Linked DNA regions of Homo sapiens: all the other regions are linked to region 3. Evidence: chromatin loops called from intact Hi-C (ENCODE). Cell type or tissue: heart left ventricle. All regions are shown on one strand. Each heading gives the region's core, and the rest is flanking DNA. Links, peaks and the distances in the headings are about the cores only.

Region 1 (6,833 bases), core at 617-5,616, 83 kb before region 3:
AGAAAACCTTTTTTTTTTTTTTTTTTTTTTTTTTTTTTTTTTTTTTCAAAAGTGATCTGAAGTTATTGATCAGTAAACTGGAAAACCCACTGTACCAGAAATTCAGTTAAGCTGAGGCTCAATTTTCTTCCCCTTTATGGTCAGCTTTGTACATTTCAGTCCCAAATCAGGGAGAACTGGGAGTGCAGTTGGCATCCCAGTTGCCTGACGAATGAAATACGAAACAGAGTCTGTTGAGTTAATGTCATCAGTTTATTGAACCACAGTCGGAGGAAAAAAACTATATCCAAAAAAGTCCTTACCCTTCAGACCAACTCATCTCTTGAATATGGGAAGCATTTGTTAACAAAAGTATAAGGTTTGTGAATAGTTATGTGCTATACACAGTTATTTTCTTACATCATGGATATTCCCTTAATAACCTTTGAAAGAATAAATGGGGATTTTCGAAAAGTTCTAGCCATTGGCCAGGGCAAGACTGAACGTGCTATCTGTTGAAATGTTAAAAGGGTTGAATTCTGAAGGAAAGCTAGCAAGATTTCGCTAATATGTGCTGTGTGTCGAGGTGGTAAGAACATGTATGAACCTGCAGTTGTTGGGGTTTAATTGGGGTTAAGTTGTTCCTTAATTTAGATAATTTGGTTTCTTTTCAGGGACTTTTTTTTCTTATGGGAAAATACCATAAAGTTTACCATTTTAGACTTTTTTTTTTTTTTTTTTTTTTTTTTTTTTTTGAGGCAGAGTTTTGCTCTTGTTACCCAGGCTGGAGTGCAATGGCACAATCTTGGCTAATTGCAACCTCAGCCTCCCGAGGTTCAAGCAATTCTCCTGCCTCAGACTCCTGAGTAGGTGGGATTACAGGGCATGCGCCACCATGCCCGGCTAATTTTGTATTTTTAGTAGAGATGGGGCTTCTCCATGTTGGTTAGGCTGGTCTCAAACTCCCTACCTCAGGTGATTGACCTGCTTTGGCCTCCCAAAGTGCTGGGATTACAGGCATGAGCCACCGTACCTGGCCCATTGTAGCCATTTCAAGTGTACATTTCAGTAACATGAAGTACATTTACATTGTTGTGCAACCATCACCAACATCCCATCTTCAGAACTTTTCCGTTATCTCAAACTGAAATTCTGACCTCATTAAGCACTAACTCCCCGGCCGTCTTCCCTCAGCCGCTGGTAACCACTGTTCTCTTTTCTCATCTCTGAAATCATACAGTATTTGCTTTTTTGCGTCTAGATTATTTCACTTTAGGGAATTTGATTTTATGTCAGTTTTTCTAACAGGTTGCTTGTGGAGACAGTAATAATCAAAAACTTACTGTCCAAAGCCCTGAGTCTGAAATTCTGCATCCAAAAGTGCTACAGTATGCATTAAACCGATTAAAATAACGTAGCATCTTTGAGGACGAGCTCTATGTTCAACTTTGTTGTTGTTTAATATTTATATTGTAAGAAAATCTCTCATATATGAAAATGTAAATGTAAAATTCCACTATTTTGTTGCCATTGCTTTTCTTGTTTGGGGGATCATTACTGTATTATTGGCTTCCAGGATCTCAGCAGGGCACGAGGGAGGTTTAGCCTGTCTGAATTTTGGAATCAAGTTTGGTGATGTGTGAGCTGTCCCCAGAAAGCACCAGTATAATGTAGTGGTCTTAACCTGCATTCTTTAACGCTTAGCCCTGGGCTCTATAACCCCACCCCCATGCCCAGCAGCATCCCAGGGTCCTCTTCTGGAATCCAACTAGAGTTCCTAAGGGAGGAGGATCCCCAGAGGGAGAAAGAGAAAGTGTCAGTGGACAGAAATATGATACTGAAATAGCAGAGTTAGTGTTTGAGTACTGACTTTTCCCGTTGCACATGGAAGAAATTTCCATGCCTTGTCTGGATATCTTTAGAATTGCTCCTTTCAGTGTTAAGATGGTTTGTTCCACTGTAAGGACTGTGCCACATGGCTTGGTGGACTTGGAGAGGCGGAGGTGGAAACGATGCGCAGGAGTTGGCTTGGGGCTTTTTGTTTGCGTGTCCCTGTTTACCTATTCATAATCATGGATCCCCTCTGCTTTGTGATACTGTGAACCACGCATAACAGCAATTCTTTACACCACCGGGTTGAGAAGAAGGCGCCTGAGGCTGACTTTCTGGACCTGCCGTCACGCAGTAAAGATGTGGTTGGTGTGTGTCAGGATGAGAGGGCCACGACTGGACCCACGTGTGGCTGCTTCCCGGGTCTGCCATGTGCTTTGCTAGCTGCAAAGCGTTTCCTCTAGAACAGCTAATCCTGCATGACTGTCTCCTGCATTTTGCTGTCAGAACGTGCACGCCGCTTTCATAAGAACTAATTGAAGAGGGAGCTAGTTTGCATCTCGTTCTTGCACACCCTGAGTCATGAAAAACATTTTCTTTTAAGCAAAATTGAAAGAAAGAAAAGAGAGAAAGAGGGCCAAAAAAAAAAAAAAAAAAAAAAAAGGTTGCCATCCAGTGGAGGAAGGAGTAATTCCCAGCTTCATTCAGGAAAAACGCAGGCTGAAATATGCTTAACTGTTTTAACTTGACTGGGGATTTTTACCACCATATGGGTTTTTTTTCGTGACATCCGGAGCCAAACGGGTGCAGTGTGCCTTTAAGAAAAGAGGTGCCTCACTAAACTTCGCTGTAGTTGTGTTTCACCGTCTCGGTAGGGAAGGAAAGTGTTAATTTCTTATTTGTACACTTTTTTTCCCCGACTTCCTTCCTATTCACTTCATTAAATCTAGAGGCAGTTGAGCATGGGAGCCGTCTGTATGTTGAATTAGGGCTCGCACTCTTGCGCAACACGTCACCAGTCGGAAACTGGGGGTTTGCTTCTGTGATTTATTTCATTATTGTGCTGGTAAAAGGTTTGGAAGGGAATTCTTTTTGGGGGTAGTACTTTAGCATTGTGTAGCAAGTTTTGGGGTTTTTTTTGTGTGTGACCCCCCAGCCCCCAGCGCTGAGTTTGAGTCAGTTGAGCCAGTTTAGTAAATAATTTTTTAAAATAAAAGAACAGTTTAAAATCTCCATGAATAATTTTACTTACATGCAGGAGTAATCTTACTCTACTCTTTATGTGCGAAAAGCATTGGGAAGTGTTTAGTGAATTGATTTCCATTAGAAAAAGACCCTTAGAAATCACAGAACATAAAGCACTGCATATGGATGTGTTTGGGGTCTTTGGGGAGGAGGGAAGATGTTTTGTAGCTCTCTGCATTCCTGCATAAAACCTTAGTTTGAGGGGAATAATGGTCAGTACTTTGTGTGTTTCCTTGTAATTCCAAAACCTAAATTTAATAAGAATCTGCACGTATTAGCAGTTGTAATAAAAATTGTTTCAGTTGTTCTGTTTGCAATTTAATTTGTTTTCGCTTCTTAGCTACTCACAGATTTAGAGATTTAAAAGTCCAAATATCACAAGCTTATGCTTTTTCCCTCTTTTCAAAATTAAGGCGGGGTGAGAGTAGAAATATCCTTTTTACAACTCCCCCCAACTTCATTTATCTCAGTGAGAAGAAAAACAATGAAAAATTTTACAGCATGAAACTGAAAGTGAAGTGTTACAGTTGTTCTGAATTTTCTTTAAAGAGCAGAATAACATATTATGTTAAAATATTTGAATCTTAGAACATGTACATTGCTTTTATTTACATGCATTTAATTTTCTTAAAAAATTGTCTTCTGTTTTAAAAATCATTTAGACTGCTCCAAACCATGCTGCTATTTTTTAAAAAATAAGGTACAAAATACCAAAAAAGCATACCTTGTTTTAATTTTTTAAAATAAATTTGAATATTAATTTGTTTTCTTACTGGCTTAATTGTTAAAATGCGAGCAAGACTCAGAAACCATCTGAGCTAAAATCTCTAATTCTGCTGCCTGGAATAATAAGGGGAAAAAAATATGATAAGTAGTTGTCAATATTAAAACAGGCTGAAGGAGGAAGCCTTCGGGCCTTGTAGTAGGTAGCATGAAACAGCAGATTTGAGTATCCACAATCCTTTCAGTATTAAATTTTCAGTAAAATAAAATTACTTGTATATGAAAACACAGCCTTTCCCCAGCTCTCTTTTTTTTCCTGATCAGCTGATGAAGAGACTAGCAGCTCGCTGCTTTGCTGGCTTGTTAATTTTATCCCCACTAACTGTGATTTCTGATAGCCGGCCTGCTGATAGTGGTAAGGTAAATATCCTTTTTCGTTGCCGTCTTGAAGATTCAGTAGAACTACATCCCAGGCATGTGTAGGTGTGTAACACATCAAAAGCCGGTGTTCTCCGTATTTCTGTGTGCAACTGGGTGCTTGAGGAGAGCAATACCATTAACTGTTGACAGCCTTGCATGCTGTATTTATTATTAGCATGTTCAGCCTCCAAGATATGCGGGACAATTTCCTTTTCTTAATCTTCGCTTAGCTGCAGTGTGTTTAGCTGTATAGTGGGTGTCCTGCTTTTAGGCAAATGAATATTAATGCAATAATGTGAAGCTTTTTTTTTTTTTTTCCTTTTCCTTTTTCCTCATAACTCATCAGATCTCGCCTCCTTCATAGTGGTTATCTGAACACTGTAGGATCGTGATGGAAATTGTCTTTTGATTATTAAGGCCTAGGCTCAGACTGTCCCTTAGGAATCTGTCTGTGTGCATGTTGCTTCTATGGATTTGCACATTGGAGGATGCGTAGAAAACATATTTTTTTAAAAATCCCACTGGCATTTTTAACATGCCAGGTTGTTTTGTGTTCTGCACCAGGTTTTCTTCACAAAACCTTTCTTTTTCAGGAAGCGTTGTACATAAGTGAAAGAAATTATGTCTGAGCTGTAATCACTCTTTATATTGATTGTTATACTCACATGATCATAAATATTAGCCATGTTTGGTGCTGTGGAGAAATGAAGGTAATTGCCTTATGATTAGAGCTCTTTCAGCTACGAGAAAGGATTGATTATCATTTGCATACTGGAGGCAATATTGAGAGGCAGGAGGAACAAATAACAACATTAGTTATTTTGTGTGAGAGAGCAATCTCAAAACGTAATTTAAAGATCTTTTTTTTAGAAAATTTCTTTTCTATGTTCAAATTTTATGTTCTTTTTTTTTTTCTTCCTTGGCAGTATTTTTCCCCTTTATTTTTCTTCTTTTGAGTTTTGAGATTTACCAGGAAAAAAAAAAAAAGTTTAAACTTCTGGGTCTGTCACATGGATCTTTTAGCCCTTTATGAACAGGTTTCTTTTATACCTGGTTGTTTTTATAGCTATTTTATTATCTCTCTGCATTAGTGCTGCTGGCTCTGGTTTAAAGCAAGCGTTTGCAGGTAATTGGAAAAAAGTGTTTATTGTTTGTGAGTGTGTGTGTTCTTTATCGAATGATTTAAGTGCGTTTACCAAGGAATGTGGCTTTGTACTTTCCCGTTTCCTTGTTTACTAATTGCCACGTTAGAACAAAAATCTAGATGGAATTTTGATTTATATTGTTAATCATGAATAAATTGATGCAAAACCTGAAGAAAAGGTCAAAGCTTATATGATCGTGTGGATGTATTCTTAGGGATTGTTTTTTCATAACCCACCCCTCGTTTTGTTTACCTTTTCCTTCCCTTACAGTAATGAGAACATTAGGGTCTTGTTCTTAAACTGAGCTAAAATTTCATCTGGATTCAGTTATCATCAAACACTTGAATTTATAGATCTTTTAATATTTGTCATATTCTCCTTTACTGTGAGTGTTTTGGGCCTTCAGTGTGTTTTGCTCATGAAACAGACTTGAGTTAAAGATGCATTTATCCAATATGGTAGCATTCCTTTTTTCTTCTTCCTCCACTGATTACTGTTAACTTTTACTTTTTTTTGGTTAATTTCTTTCATTTTATTCTAATTGTTGGAGCTATATATAAATATACACATACTTTTTTTGTCTTGGTTATTCTCTTGTCTTGAATTTGTCTCCTTTGTTTCCAACGAACAGGCCATCGAAGACGGCAATTTGGAGGAAATGGAAGAGGAAGTACGGCTTAAGAAGCGAAAAAGACGAAGAAATGTGGATAAAGATCCTGCAAAAGAAGATGTGGAAAAAGCTAAGAAGAGAAGAGGCCGCCCTCCCGCTGAGAAACTGTCACCAAATCCCCCCAAACTGACAAAGCAGATGAACGCTATCATCGATACTGTGATAAACTACAAAGATAGGTGAGTGTTTGGTTCCTTCACCTTGATCATCTCTCACCAAGACGCCGAGTGGCGCTCCCTGAGGAGCAGGAGTTGTTAAGTTGTGCACTTAGGTTTTATTAAGGTTCTTTCTAGTTTGTGTTTTATGGCTTTCTCTCTTTGTACCTGTTTAAAATGGCCACTGTTGCTATTTTGTATGATGTTTCATCAGGTATTATTTAAGATAGTTGAAAATTTAGTTTAGATTACAAAATGTTTAAAATATCTAAATTAGAAAAGGATTCTTAAGGACCTCTGAAATACCATCTGAAAATGAAGATATTTCAGATGAAAGGGATTGGAATGATGGAGTAATATTATTTTTTTTAATTGAATTGTTAGAGAAAGAAGAATCCTAATATATTTAAGGTAAATATTTCATGTTAAGACTGTTTAAAGCAAAATAGATGCTTCATAGTAAATACAGTTTCTCCTTTCCTTCCAACACTTGAATTTCTGAGCACTTGAATTATCTCTTTCTTCCTAATACCACATAGCATGGTCTTTCAGCAAATTTACCTTTTTTATGGGATTTTTGGATACAGACTTTGAGAAAGCTGTGTGGGACACTCCTCCCAGGCCATTTTAAACAGTGAATAATTATTTGAAAACCAAAGACACTGT
Region 2 (6,833 bases), core at 787-5,786, 110 kb before region 3:
TGGGAGGAAACCTGGGCTCCTCTGCCTGCTCCTCGTGGAGTCAGCGTCCATCAGTCCTCCAGCTCATCAGTGTGTTCACTAACCAGGGAGTGCTACTGGGCCTTGATGTCCAGAGTTTTCAATGGGGTTTCACAATGTATAGGCATGATTGATTAGATTGTCGGCCACATGCTTGAACTCATTCCCCAGCCTCTCTGCCCTCCCTGGAGGTCAGACTGGCTCACATCCCCAACCCTGTAGTCATGTGGTTGGTCTTTCTGGTGACCAGTGCCCACTGGAGCTGTTTAGGGGCCTATCACACATGACACTTCATTATCAGAACAAAGTTACTCCTGTCACTACGGAGATGTCAAACATAGAAACTCCATGTCAGGAACCCAGGACAAAGACCAGACAAATTCTTTTTTTTGAGGCAGGATCTCACTCTGTTATCTAGGCTGGAGTATAGTGGTGTAATCTTGGCTCACAGCAGCCTTGACCTCCCAGACTCAAGCAATCCTCCTACCTCAGCCTCCTGAGTACCTAGGACTACAGGTACATGCCACCATGCCCGGCTAATTATTGTACGTTTTGTAGAGTCGGGGTTTTGCCCCATTTGCCAGGCTGGTCTTGAACTCCTGAGCTCAAGTGATCCACCTGCTTCCGTCTCCCAAAGTGTTGAGATTACAGGCATGAGCCACCATGCCCAGCCTGACAGATTCTTTATTATATAATAGGTAGTAATATATTCAATCCTGACCTTACTTCTCTTCCTCTTGACTCCTGTTTCCTCCATGGAAGAAGGCTCTCCTCCTTGCCTTCCTGTTACGTGGCAACTTCCTGTTCCCGAGTGATAGCACCATGTGCTGTGGCTTCTTGTGCCATTCTGAGAATCCCGGTCCTCGGCCTTGTCGTGGCCGAGTGGTTAAGGCGATAGATGAGAATCCCAGTCCGCTAGGTTTGGCTCTTGATCGTAAAGGTGGTGAAGGGAATTCACTACCCTATTTTGGAAGTCAAAGATGTTGTCATTTTTGTCTCTGCATACCAACTTTATCCTAATTCTGCTCAAGGCAATGAGTAACTCTCCCGAACAAGGGATGGTTCTTTTAGAAAGTGTGAAAGAGAATATTAACATGGTTAACAAATATTCCATCCATTACAGTTTTGTAACTTTCCTATGGTGTGTGCCCAAGGTGATAACAGTGCTATATTACAGATTACATATATATATATTTGCATGCGCAATTATACATATACATACATACATACATATATATATACACACACATATATATATGTATAATTGCGCATGCACAAGAAATGGCCCATCTTGATAATTTCTTGGAAACATATATTTGCTTCTTTATATGTAAGAGCAGGCATTCCATCTACCTAAATTCTGACAAGCCCAGTGGGCCACGGTTTTCCGGTTTAATGTCAGCCCTGTGTACACTGGCTGTGCTGTTTCTAGCACCGTAAGGCAGTCATCATTATTGAGCCAGGGGCTGTGCAAAATTGGGGTGATTGCAGAGCCAAAAAGCGGGCTGGAGGGTGGTTTCTGGAATGCCTGTTTTACTATTCTTCCTGTTCCTTTGCTCTTTCTGCCAACTTCAGAATCCTTCCTTTCCTTAAAACATTTAGTGATATCCCTGAATTTATTTAATTGCTACGTGAGTGATTTTTGCCCCACAGCACTGGAAGATAATTGGAATGCATTCTAGCTTATGTGCTCTGGATAATATGCAATTACCAGCCAGCTGGAGAGTAGTATGCCTTTGTCTCACAATGTCTTGTAATTTTAAAAAGTTTCTCCTATTTGCTGTTGTCTCTTGTTACCTTTCTTACGGCATCATATATCTACTATGGGGTCCTTATGTCTGAATGTGTAGACACTTCTTTTGGTATACTGAATAAGCTCCTGGCGATGAGGGAAGACACCGCTTTGTTTTGTGATGTCCTGTGCAGTTGGGCCCCAGTAAACGCTACGGAAATGATGGTGATGAGACTTATTTCTTTAGATCTTTAAATTGGGCGATAGATAACAGCAAGTTTTAGAAGCCATAGAATTTCAAGAGGAACTTTGCAGAAAGACAGAACACCCTCCTTTTCCTTGACCAGTCTGTCACCAGGTGACAGCCTGAGCTTCCCATGGTGAACGTGCCTAAATGGGGTTCCCATCATCATGTCTGCTGACTACTAAAATAATTTTGGGGTTTTCTTCTTCCCAAAGTTTAACAAAGTAGAAAAAACAAAATGAGGCCGGGTGCGGTGGCTCACGCCTGTAATCCCAGCACTTTGGGAGGTCGAGGCCAGCATGGCGAAACCCCGTCTCTACTAAAAATGCAAAAATTAGCTGGGCGTGGTGGCGGGTGCCTGTAATCCCAGCTACTCGGGAGGCTGAGGCAGGAGAATCACTTGAACCTGGAGGTGGAGCCCGCAGTGAGCCAAGATCACACCACTGCACTGCAGCCTGGCGACAGAGCAAAACTCCATCTCAAAAAAAAAAAAAAAGGAAAAAAAAATGACATTTATAATACTAGGTGCTAATCAGTAAGGTAAAATGTGATACATCTCAAGAGAATTTAGTGTCTTTAAAAAGCTATGTAATACCAAGCTGCAATAAGCTCTCTGAGTTGGCCTCTCATCACAGGAAGCCAAACTGCTAAACTCTACACAGGAAAAGGCAGACAAATCCATGGTGAATTAGTCACAAAAAACTGGGGAAAATACGAAGAAAGGTTAAAGAACAAGACATTTGAAATTCTATGGAAATACACAATGATAAATAAAATATTTCCTCACAGGTGTAAAGAGGTGGGCTGTGGATTTTTCTCTGCCTAGAGATCTTGCAAGCAAGCTAATGCCTCCTCTGGGCTGCATTAAGTATGATCCAGCCTGAAATCACAGACAGGGGCTTGAATCACTCAGCTCTGTTTCTCCTGACAGCATTAGTGATTCTCGTAGATGTACTTTTCCCCTAAAATATTTTATTTTACACTGGCAAGATTTTTTTGTGGGGGGGGATCCTTTTTCTAAAGCATAATGTGCATCATGTTTGTAATATTTGGCTGCATTTGTTTTGTCATTTAAAATCTTTTCTTGCTTTTTCTGTAAGATGTGAGAAGCTTTGTAAACATGGACCCTTTTTTCTTTTATCAAATGGCATTTTAACTTTTAAAATTGGGTCATCAGATTTACTGGGGCAAAATTTTCTAGCAAGCTGCATTTCCGTTTTTATACACAAGGGAGAGCTAAGGCCCTAGAAAATAGATTTGGGTTTTGCCAAATTCCAAGTCCTTCAATACTTTAGGGTGGAAGTACTGAACTAATTAAGAGTGGTAACAGTTGTGAATTGTTTGGAAAAATACTTGATAGTAATAAAATAATTTTAAGAACTTTGTATAATTTTTATTTTTTTCTGAAATCCAGTGACTAGATTGCTTTAACAGCCCATTGGACTTAACATTTCCCATTTTATATAATTCGGGAGAATAAATTTAATAGAATAGTCCTCAGAGGTCTGACGGAAATATACTAAAATAAATAATAAAGGTTGAGGAGTGAGAGGGAATTGTTTTGATTTTTAAAACTTTGATGCTTGGAATTTCTGGTCTTGAGTTATGTCCTCTGAAATCAGGATTCAGCTCTGAAATCAAACTCACTCATCGAAAGTAACCATGGGAAACTGAATTTGGCCTACAGATACTAAGGAGCCCCAATAATTTCACATTATCTTTTAATGGAGCAAACTATTACAGAGAAATCAGAGAAATAATATTTTAGGAATTTGTATTATATTTTAGAAATAATATTTTAGGAATATGTCTATCTGAATCAAGATTTGGTTTTTGACGTTTTCTGCTTTTTTACTTTATTTTTTTAAGAGACAGGGTCTCACTCTGTCACCCAGGCTTACTGCAGCCTCAAACTCCTCGGCTCAAGCAGTCTTCCTGCCTCAGCCTTTTGAGTAGCTGAGACTACGGGTACGCACCGCCACACCCAGCTAATTTTTGTATTTTTTTGTACAGACAGGATGTCACTCAATTGCCTAGGCTGGTCTTGAACTCCTGCCCCTAAGTGATCCTCCTGCCTCAGCCCTGCAAAGTGTTGTGGTTACAGGAATGAGCCACCGCGCCTGGCCAGTTTTTGTTTTGTTTAGTTTTTTTAATCAATAAGGCTACATGTTTCAGTCAGTGTCAGGATTTAAAAAAAAAAAAAAAGTCTACATGAAGAAAATCTTCATTAATTTTCTTAATAAAGAAATGTAATTATTCATTAAGAGGTGGAGGTGGGGAAGAGTACAGTTTAGGAAGCAGAGACAGGGCAGGGTGGCCTCATCATCATTATGCCTCAGGGTTCGGGTGAGCATCAGAAAAATAACTGTGACTTTTGATGGCTCTCTATATGGAGAATTTAGGATAGTGATTAAGAGTACATGCCTTGAAATCTGATGAACCAAGAGGTTCAGATTCCGGTTCCATCTAATTAGCTGTGTGACCTTGGGGACCTTGTGTCACCTCTCATAGCTTTGCTTTCCTCTCAGGGAAAATCATAGAACCTACTTGATAGGGTATTCTGAGAATTAAAGGTGTGTAACATAGAATCTGGCATATAAGAAGGACTCAGAAATACGTATTAGCTATTAAGAAAAAGTTTCCAATTATTTCGAAGAAGACCTAATGGATAATAGAAAAAGAAGAAAATACGTTCTCTTTTGTGTCTTGATGACAAGACTCGGGGTGACAAGAGAAAGGTAAAATTGGGAATCAAGAAGCTCCTTTCGCTTACTCACTAATGGAATTAAAAGAGAACAATATGTTTACTTGCTGAATATGTTACAGGACCACAGGTTTATTCATCTCAAGCACTCCAGCTTGTACTCATTCAGCCATTAAGTCTCTTTACCCTGGTTTTTACCTAGGTGCACACCAACCCAAACTCGCTCGGCCATTAACTCTCTTTACCCTGGTTTTCTCCCTAGCTGTACACCAACCTATACTCACTTGGTTATTAACTCTCTTTCCCCTGACTTTCTACCTAGCCGCCTGCCAACCTATACCCACATGGCTATTAACTGTCTTTACTCTGGTTGTCTCTGTAACCCTGCATGCCTGCAGGAAAAACAATGGGGCTAGCAGTCAGGAGCCTGGAATGTGAGTTCTGACGCTGCTACCAGATAAATATGTGATCTTGGACAGGTCTCCTGACCTTCCTGGGTTGTTATGGACTGATGTTTATGTCCCTGCAAAATGGATATGTTGAAATCCTAACCCCCAATGTGATATTAGGAGGTGGGCCCTTTGGAAGGTTATTATATCATGAGAGCCCTCATGAATGGAATTAGTACTCTTATAAAGGGGACCCTAGAGAGCCCCCTAGGTCTTTCTACAACAGGAGGTCAGCAATCTGCAAGCTGTAAGAGGGCTCTCACAGAATCCAATCATGCTATACCCTATCCTCAGACTTCCAGCCTCCGAAACTGAGAAATAAGTGTATGTTATTTATAAGCTATATTAGGGTTATCCACAGAAACAGAACCAATGGGATATGTGGAGCCATGTATAAGAGGAGATATATTATGGGCCTTGACTCGTGCAAGAAATCCCATGAGATGCCACCTGCAAGTTGGAGACCCAGGAAAGCCAATGGTATAATTGAGTCCAAGTCTGAAGGACTGAGAACCAGAGCAGGGACCACTGCTGGTATAAATCCTGGATTACGAAGACCTGAGAACTAGGAGCTCCAGTGTCTGAGGGCAGGAGAAGATGGATGACACAGCTCAAGAAAAGAAGGAATTCCCCTTTCCTTTGCCTTTTTGTTCAAGTCCAGCCCTCAATGGATTGGATGATTCCTACCTATGTGGGTGAGGGTGAATCTTCTTTACTCAGTATGTAGATTAAAATGCAAATCTCTTCCAGAAACAACCTTACAGACACATCACAAAATAATATTTTACCAACTATCTGGGCATCCCTTAGCCCAGTCAAGTTGACACCCAAAATTAACCATCACATCAGTCACCCAGTTAATGGTATTTTGTTATGGCAGCCTGAACTAAGACATGCGTTGAGTTATATTATCTTTAATTTGCAGGATCCCTTCCATCTATCTAACAGTAACCTCTAAAGTCACCTGAAGCAGCTATTATGGAGTACAGTGGTGCAATCTTGGCTCACTGCAACCTCTGCCTCCTGGGTTCAAGCAATTATCCTACTTCAGCCTCCCAAGTAGCTGGGATTAAAGGTGTGTGCCACAATGCCTGGCTACTTCTTTGTATTTTTAGTAGAGATGGGGTTTCGCCATGTTGGTCAGCCTGGTCTTGAACTCCTGACCTCAGGTGATCTGCCTGCCTTGGCCTCCCAAAGTGCTGGGATTACAGGTGTGAGCCACAGCACCCAGCAACTTTTACTTTTTTTTTGAGACAGAGTTTTGCTCTGTCGCCCAGGTTGGAGTGCAATGGTGCAATCTTGGCTCATTGCTACCTCCGCCTCCCAGGTTCAAGTAATTCTTCTGCCTCCGTCTCCCGAGTAGCTGGGACTACAGGCGAGTGCCACCACGCCCGGCTAATTTTTGTGTTTTTAGTAGACATGGGGTTTCACCATATTGACCAGGCTGGTCTCGAACTCCTGATCTCGTGATCCGCCTGCCTCAGCCTCCCAAAGTGCTGAGATTACAGGCATGAGCCATCGTGCCTGGCAACTTTTACTTTTTATTGTGGTTTTTAATAATAATTATCCCCTGCTTCTTTTTTTTTTTTTTTTTTTAAGATACAGTTTCAATCTGTTGCCCCGGCTGGAGTGCAGTGGCACGATCTTGGCTCACTGCAACCTGCGCTTCTCGGGTTCAAACAGTTC
Region 3 (6,833 bases), core at 802-5,801:
ATTTGTAAGAAAATTTGAACACAATTTTCCTTGAATTTGGTGGTTGAATAAAACATGAAATTTGATCTATTTATTTTGATCATTTAAGTTGAACTGTTAATATACACACATGTATGTGTGTTTGCGTGTGTGTGTGAGAGAGAGAGAGAGAGAAAGAGAAAGAGAGAAATAGTAATTAGTTTTTGGAGACAAATGTCCAATACAAATATGGAAAGCTGCACACCTCCTCAGTTTTCTGGTAATCGTAATAAAAACAAAGTCACCAGATGGGCAAAAGCTAAAAAGATGAAAATATCAAGTTTGGAGAGGATGTAGAATAACAGAATCTCTCATACTCTCTGTTAGGGCAAGTGGGGCTGTAAATTGGATCAACTACTTTGGAAAAACAGTTTGGCATTGTCTAGTAAAAGTGAAGATGTACATAACCCTATACCCCAGCAATTGTACTCCTAGAGATTTCCCCTGGACAAATTTGATTTCATATATCAGGAGACATAAATAAAAATGCTCATAGCAACACTGTTTGTAATATTCCCAGTGGCAACAATGCAAATGTTTGTCAGGTATGTAATTAATAAATAACTGTGATATGTTTACAAATGGACTATCATACAGCAATAACATGGATAACCTACTTCTATACATAATAACATGGATGACTCCCACAAATGTAATGTTGAGTAAAGACACAAAATCCTCCTTCCTTTCACACAAATGTTAAAACAGATGAAACTAAGCAACATGTGTAGGGATACATACATCAGTGATAAAACTGTAAAGCAAAGCAAGGAAATGATGGTCAAGAATGTTAGCAGAGTAGTTAGGGAAGAGCAAGGTGGTTTTATCATTAAGGAGAGGAATGCAGTGGGTTAGAGAGGGCACCCGGGCTACTGATAATATTCATTTCCCAACCCTGGTAGTAAACACATACGTAACGTTCACTTTATAGTTGTTTGTAATACACTTTAATGAAGTTTTCTGGATGTATATTTCACAAAAAAAATTGATTTCTAAACTTGCTATTTTCTGTATGACTTGTGTATTAATGTATTAATTGAAGTTAAGCAAGAACAAAAAATATTTTCTGAAGCCTGTAAAATGGAGAGAAATGCTCAAGAATATGTTTTGGAAGGTACCAGCAACAGGGCAGCTCCAGGGTTCACAACCCTTGGAACCCTGTCCTTAGGGTGTAGTTACGGGATAATTTGTTCAACCTCTTATATCCTGGGTCTCTCTATTGAAAATCCCAGTTCCTGGAAGAGAGAATAGGATTGGCCTGGTCATATTCCCTATTGGTCACATGTCCTGATTTACCAGAGCCATGTGGAGTCAGAGAGGGGTCATTCTTCAAAGGCCAGGGAATGAGAGGGAAGGAAGACTGCATGGATGAAAATAACCTCCAATCTGGACACTGTCAAAGCCAACAGACAGAAAACACCAAGATCCAAGAAGGCATGCAGGTAAGAAACACTGACAAAGCCAAGATTGTTCTTGAAGAATTCATCCCACAGAAGGGCAGCAGTTCACTTGCTGCATTCTGTTGACCTTTGGATTCCAGGACTGGAGTACATAACTAATGTAAAAGAGTGAACAATGACATATGGATGACACTCTTCCCACGGTGCCTTAACTCGCCATATTCCCTCTGTCTGGGAAATGTGTGCCAACCCCAAATGTCACTCTGATCATCTCTCCTGTTCAGAAAACTAGACTTTGATCATCCTTTATGATCTCTTCTCTTGTGAACTTTATGGTGGTCAAAGTCACAGCAAGGTCGATTAAGAAAGGCCAAGAATCAGTGCTCCTGTTTGCTGGGACCAGGAGGCAGAGGACTAGCCTGTCATTCACAGGTCTTCTTTAGGGGAGGGGGCAGGGCTTGTAAATTGGGGAAGTGGGTGGGGTGGTGGGAAGCAGGAAATATTGCCAGGCCGGCAGGAATCCTGACCCTCTTGGTAACTCATCCTGTACCAAGCAACCAAGATAATTTTTTAAAGTACAGACTTGTGTGTGGAAATATATCCTTCCCACAGCTCAACCTCAGCTTTGAAATGATTCTCAACAGAAACACACACAGGTAAACAGTAACTTTCTGAAGCACAATGAGTGGCCTCTGCTACAGAGACCAGTTTGGAGACTGCCACATAATACAATTTAAATTAAGCATGAGTATCTTTTTTTTTTTTTTTTTGAGACAGAGTCTTGCTCTGTCACCCAGACTGGAGTGCAGTGGCGCGATCTCGGCTCACTGCAACCTCCACCTCGCGGGTTCACACCATTCTCCTGCCTCAGCCTCCCAGGTAGCTGGGACTACAGGTGCATGCCACCACGCCCCGCTAATTTTTGTATTTTTAGTAGAGATGGGGTTTCGCCATGTTGGCCAGGCTGGTCTCGAACTGCTGACCTCAGGTGATCCACCCGCCTCTGCCTTCCAAAGTGCTGGGATTACAGGTGTGAGCCACCGCACCAGGCCGCATGAATATCTTTATTCATGAGCCTGGATCCCTAAGAATGAGGGTGCCTCTGACTATTCTTAATTCGTTCAGCAGTCACATTCATCGCACAACACCCAAAGACATATTTGGTCTGCAGTTCGCACCTATTCCTCTGGAGCTTTGAACAGTTAATAAACATTAGCTCGTTAGCATTAATTAAAAGGCATCTTATTACAGCAGGATCCAGAGTTACCACCTAGCCACTCTAAAAACCAGCGGTCGGCTTGACTTCCAGCAAAGCCTCTTTTATCGATGGCTTCTGTGGGTGTAGTTAACCTCCGCCGTCCCCCGTCTGATCTCATTATTTCAGATCCTCGCATCCTGGCTGGCTTTGCCTTCTCTCTCTCCTCGATCCTCCCTTTACATAAATGCGATTGTTTCGTTGCTTCCTTCCTCGGAGCCCGGGTTTTGTCCGGGCTTGGCTCGGTTTGCGCGTTTAAGAACGAGCGCCTAGGCCTCCGGGCAAGGGTCTAGAGCTCCCGCAGCCCTTCACTGGGTGACCTCCTCCTGTCGGGGCCATTTGTCTTCAGGGCCTCTCTTTGAGGCTCTGAACAGGACGCTCCAAGTGGGGCCCGAGCGCTTGGCAGACAAGCCCCTGGATTGTTGCTAGAGACCCTCAGGTCGCCTTGGGGCGGAGCGCGCCTTTCATGAATCCGGGAGCCTGGGATGCGCATGGCGAGGAGGGGGGAAACGTGCTGGGGAGAAGGCAGGCCTTGATGTACGCCCTGGTGGACAAAAGCTGCTAGTGTCAGCTTGATTTGCAAGATCAACATTCATGAGTTTCACCGCTTAGAAAGGGGCATTATCTGCAAACCGGAGACTGAATGGAAGCCATAAACAAGTGATTTCACACTACCAAGCAGGAAGAATATTCTACCTCCTCAATTATTCTGAACAGCATGTTTGGCCCCTTCCAGGTTCCCACCGCTAGCGAGCCCTCCACCCCTGGTGTGTGCAAACGGTGGACCTTTCGGCGCCTAAGAAACCGGGTGCTGAGCCCGGGAGCAGCGCCTGCTTTTCTTCCCAAGATCCACTCCGGGTTTTGCCTAGCGCTGCTCCGGGAACCCATTCCAGACGCAGGTAACGCCAGGCAACGTTTTCCTTCTCACCCGCCCAAGGCCAGCCCCGAGCCGCCGGGGTTCCAGGCCCAACACAGCACAGATGCACGTTTCAAAATGTGCTCGAATATGCAGCCTGCATCAAAGGCGTTGGGAGGCTCTTTCATCCTCTCAGCTGCCTAAGAAGGGACATGCTCCCAGCTACCCTCATTTGTGGCTGGGTTTACTCTGAAATGAAGATGTACCTCTGGATGCAAAAAGAAAGGGTGGAAGGTTTTTTTCCCCCTACTTCTTGCACCCGATTTCTCATTTTGCCTCGCCCTCATCCTCATCCTTTGTGTATGCCAGGCTGTGTTAACCCTTTGAGAACCCCCGTGGCTTGCTCTTTTCTTTCTTCCTTACGGTTGTCATCCGGTTTGTAGCCTGACTTCTTCGGCCTGTCACGTACCCCTTTCCTTTTCCTGGAAGTGGTTTTGTTGTAGGACAGCCACAGGTGGACGGCTGGACCTTACCAAGCTTTGAAGGGCGAGGACCGGGCGAAGGCAAAACCTGGGAAGGCTCTGGCTGCCGCCAGAGGACCGGGCGGAGCAACCACAGTCACTGTGGTTATCATGTCCAGCCTCCTGGGACCTCCACTTAGCTTGGCTGTCACCCTGACCCCCGCCCGCACCTCCCCAGCTGCTGATCTCGGGGAGGCAGCCCTCCCTGAGGTGCTGAGGGCAGGACCCTGGCGAGCAGAAGTGAAGGGTTTAAGAGCCATCTCCCTACTAGAATGGTGCCCTGATGTTTAATGGCAAATTACCCAGCAAGCACCTATTTTTAAAACTTTCACCCCTTTTCCTTGGGAACCCCCCACTGTTATGGAAAATTTAAGCCTTTAAAGAAAACACGTGTGAGTGTGTGTATGTGTGTGTGTGCGCGCGCATGAGCATGAGAGAGAGAGAGAGAGAAAGAGATAGCTGTCGAGGTAAGTTGAGAGATGGAGGGGAGGGGAAGGATTTCAGCATCATGACGTAGTATAGGAGGAAGCTTTGTTCCTGGAGGATTGATTTTGTGAGGGAGGGCAGAACCAGACAACAAGGAACATTTAGATAATACGTCTGTACTCCGTAAAGGTGAGGGTCTACAACAGTCATCTAAGGCAGTGACAGACATGGGTCTGCACACTGAAACCGCAGGGTGTCAACAAGGCACAGAAAAGAATGCAATGTAGGGCGCAGTCCTTTGGCTGGGCTAGGCGTGAAGCATTCCTGAGAAAGGTCTACACTATGAAGCCAGCTCACTGTAGACTTGGGACTCACTGATCAGCCTTGGCTCTCTGTGGAGACTCAGGTGTTTGCTAAATGAACATAAGATACTGCAGAGAAGGCTGCTAGTCTCCAAAGCTCATGGAAAGCGTTTCTTCCTGACCAACTGCAAAAGAGTGGATGTATACTGTGCTAACCTTTGTGAGGAAAAGGAAAAATGGGAGAAATACATGTACCTGCATATCTTTCAAAAAAATAGAAATATAGGAGGAATAAACCAGTAAAGAATGAAGTGAGATGAAGCAGGTCACCTAACAAGAAGGTGGGAAACAGGGTGGAAGGAATATGAGAGGGAGAAACACTTCTATGGTATAGCTCTTTGTATTATTTTTGATTTTTGGAAGTTTATTAATGTTCTATTTATTTAAAAGATTAAACCAAAAAGTATGGGAAGGGAGAAAAAACTAAAAACCAAACTGAAAAAAATAAACTCAACTGTATTTCAAATGAATAACCACACTGAAAGGGGGAAAAAGAAATCTGAGTAGTTTATGAATACCCATTAGACCATATTCCATTAGACTTAGGTAGCGTGGGAGTCAGGAAGGACTTAAACACTAAACTCTTTTTACTGGGTTTGTTTTTGTACAGCATGGACACAGAAGGATTCTGAAATGATTTTAGATATTTCGTGGTATTGAGCAAATCAGTAAACACATTGTTGTTGAGATCCAGAGTTCTCACTGTGGAGAAGAAAGTTACAAATACAGAAAGAGAGAAGACATGGATGTAAGAAGAATGGACTGCAATTGGAGGTATTGCTGTGGACTCATAATTTCTGAAATGTGTATATATGTGTATGTATTAATGTGATACATATATATGTATATCTATCTCCTGGCTTTGCCCACTGAAGCAGAAATCTTGGTAGCAGTGGCCATACCTAACAGCGACACCTTGCTTTTGAATGTAGTATTCTAACTAAGAGGAATAAGGGATCCTTAGAGAAAAAATGTTTCCAGGGCAGAGGCAGGAAATACGTAAGATAAGCCTGGAACTTTTTTTTTTAATCGAGGTGAAATTCACATAACAAAATCAATCATGTTAAAGTGTATAATCCCGTGGCATTTAGTACATTCCCAGGGTTGTGCAACCACCTCCTCTATTTAGTGAGGGCCTGAAATGTCTTGTTATTCCAGAATGTAAGGAAATGTACAAAACATACTGGGGGCATGTCATGAGGACAGAGGAAGCAGGCTGGAACGGCTTCCCCTGCCCATGTCTGGGACAGTTTGAATACCAAAATAATTATTGGTAGCAACAAAGTATAAAACATTGAAAAAGTGTATAGAATCCATTCTATATACTCATAAGCATAGAAATAAATAAGTAAATGTGTGAGAAGGATGGCTCTTTTTACAGTAGACTACTGTTATAAACAGAATTGTGTCCTCCTAAAATGTGTATGTTAAAGCTGTAACCCCTAATGTGACTGTATTTGGAGATAGGGCCTTTAAGGAGGTAAGCAGGGTTAAATGGGGTCAATAGGGTGGGGCCCACATCCAATAAAACTAGTATCCTTAAAGGAAGAGGAAGAGACACCTGGGGCATGTACACAGAGAAAGACCAGCGAGGACACAGCAAGAAAGCTGTCATCTACAAACCAAAGAGAGAGGTTCAAGAAAAACCTACTCTGCTGGCACCTTGATCTTGGATGTCCAGCCTCTGAACTGTGAGAAAGAAATGTCTGATGCTGAAGGCACCCAGTAGGTGGTATTTAGTTATGGCAGCCTGAGCAGGCTAATACAAATACCTAGTGTCAACTGGTAGATGTAGCAGGAGAGCTGGAGTTGGGGGAAAAAAGTATTATTTTACCACCACTGTGTACTTAAGATTGTTTCTGGCAAGAGTCACCCAATGTTCAATTTAGATAAAATTTTGGTGACGAATGAGCAATTTACATGTTCTTAAAATGTCTCCTCATAGATTGCCTTTTGGTTGCAAGGGGAACAATAATAATTACACAGTGCAGAAAT

The links. A loop is a pair of places that touch in the nucleus more often than their neighbours do. Peaks named below come from ENCODE experiments on the same cell type or tissue, not always from the same donor. Only the 100,000 strongest peaks of a DNase experiment are listed, where the experiment ranks them.
Region 1: it touches region 3 in a loop (2.7-fold over the local background); 21 of 110 quality-filtered maps call a loop at or near these places.
Region 2: it touches region 3 in a loop (4-fold over the local background); 13 of 110 quality-filtered maps call a loop at or near these places.

Annotation. Positions count from the first base shown.
Region 1 is chr9:2,155,713-2,162,545 of GRCh38, forward strand. SMARCA2 (SWI/SNF related BAF chromatin remodeling complex subunit ATPase 2) reads left to right here. Exons shown (of 34, transcript NM_003070.5): 28 at 5,974-6,191. Among named protein-coding and RNA genes, the nearest start is that of SMARCA2, 140 kb to the left of the region's middle. In heart left ventricle, for the core only: a CTCF peak has its summit at 2,525 (motif pointing left); DNase peaks (open chromatin) are centred at 2,209 and 2,799; H3K4me3 peaks cover 3,668 bases; H3K27ac peaks cover 2,894 bases.
Region 2 is chr9:2,129,463-2,136,295 of GRCh38, forward strand. The region is part of intron 27 of SMARCA2 (SWI/SNF related BAF chromatin remodeling complex subunit ATPase 2); the gene reads left to right. Among named protein-coding and RNA genes, the nearest start is that of SMARCA2, 120 kb to the left of the region's middle. RefSeq lists a silencer at 6,329-6,596. In heart left ventricle, for the core only: a CTCF peak has its summit at 3,218; no DNase peak of the experiment used is centred there.
Region 3 is chr9:2,238,475-2,245,307 of GRCh38, forward strand. LOC107987043 (a long non-coding RNA gene) reads right to left here and starts at 4,145. Exons shown (of 5, transcript XR_007061395.1): 1 at 3,953-4,145. RefSeq lists enhancers at 2,462-4,359, 2,653-3,527. In heart left ventricle, for the core only: a CTCF peak has its summit at 3,224; DNase peaks (open chromatin) are centred at 2,987, 3,587 and 4,137; H3K4me3 peaks cover 1,747 bases; H3K27ac peaks cover 741 bases.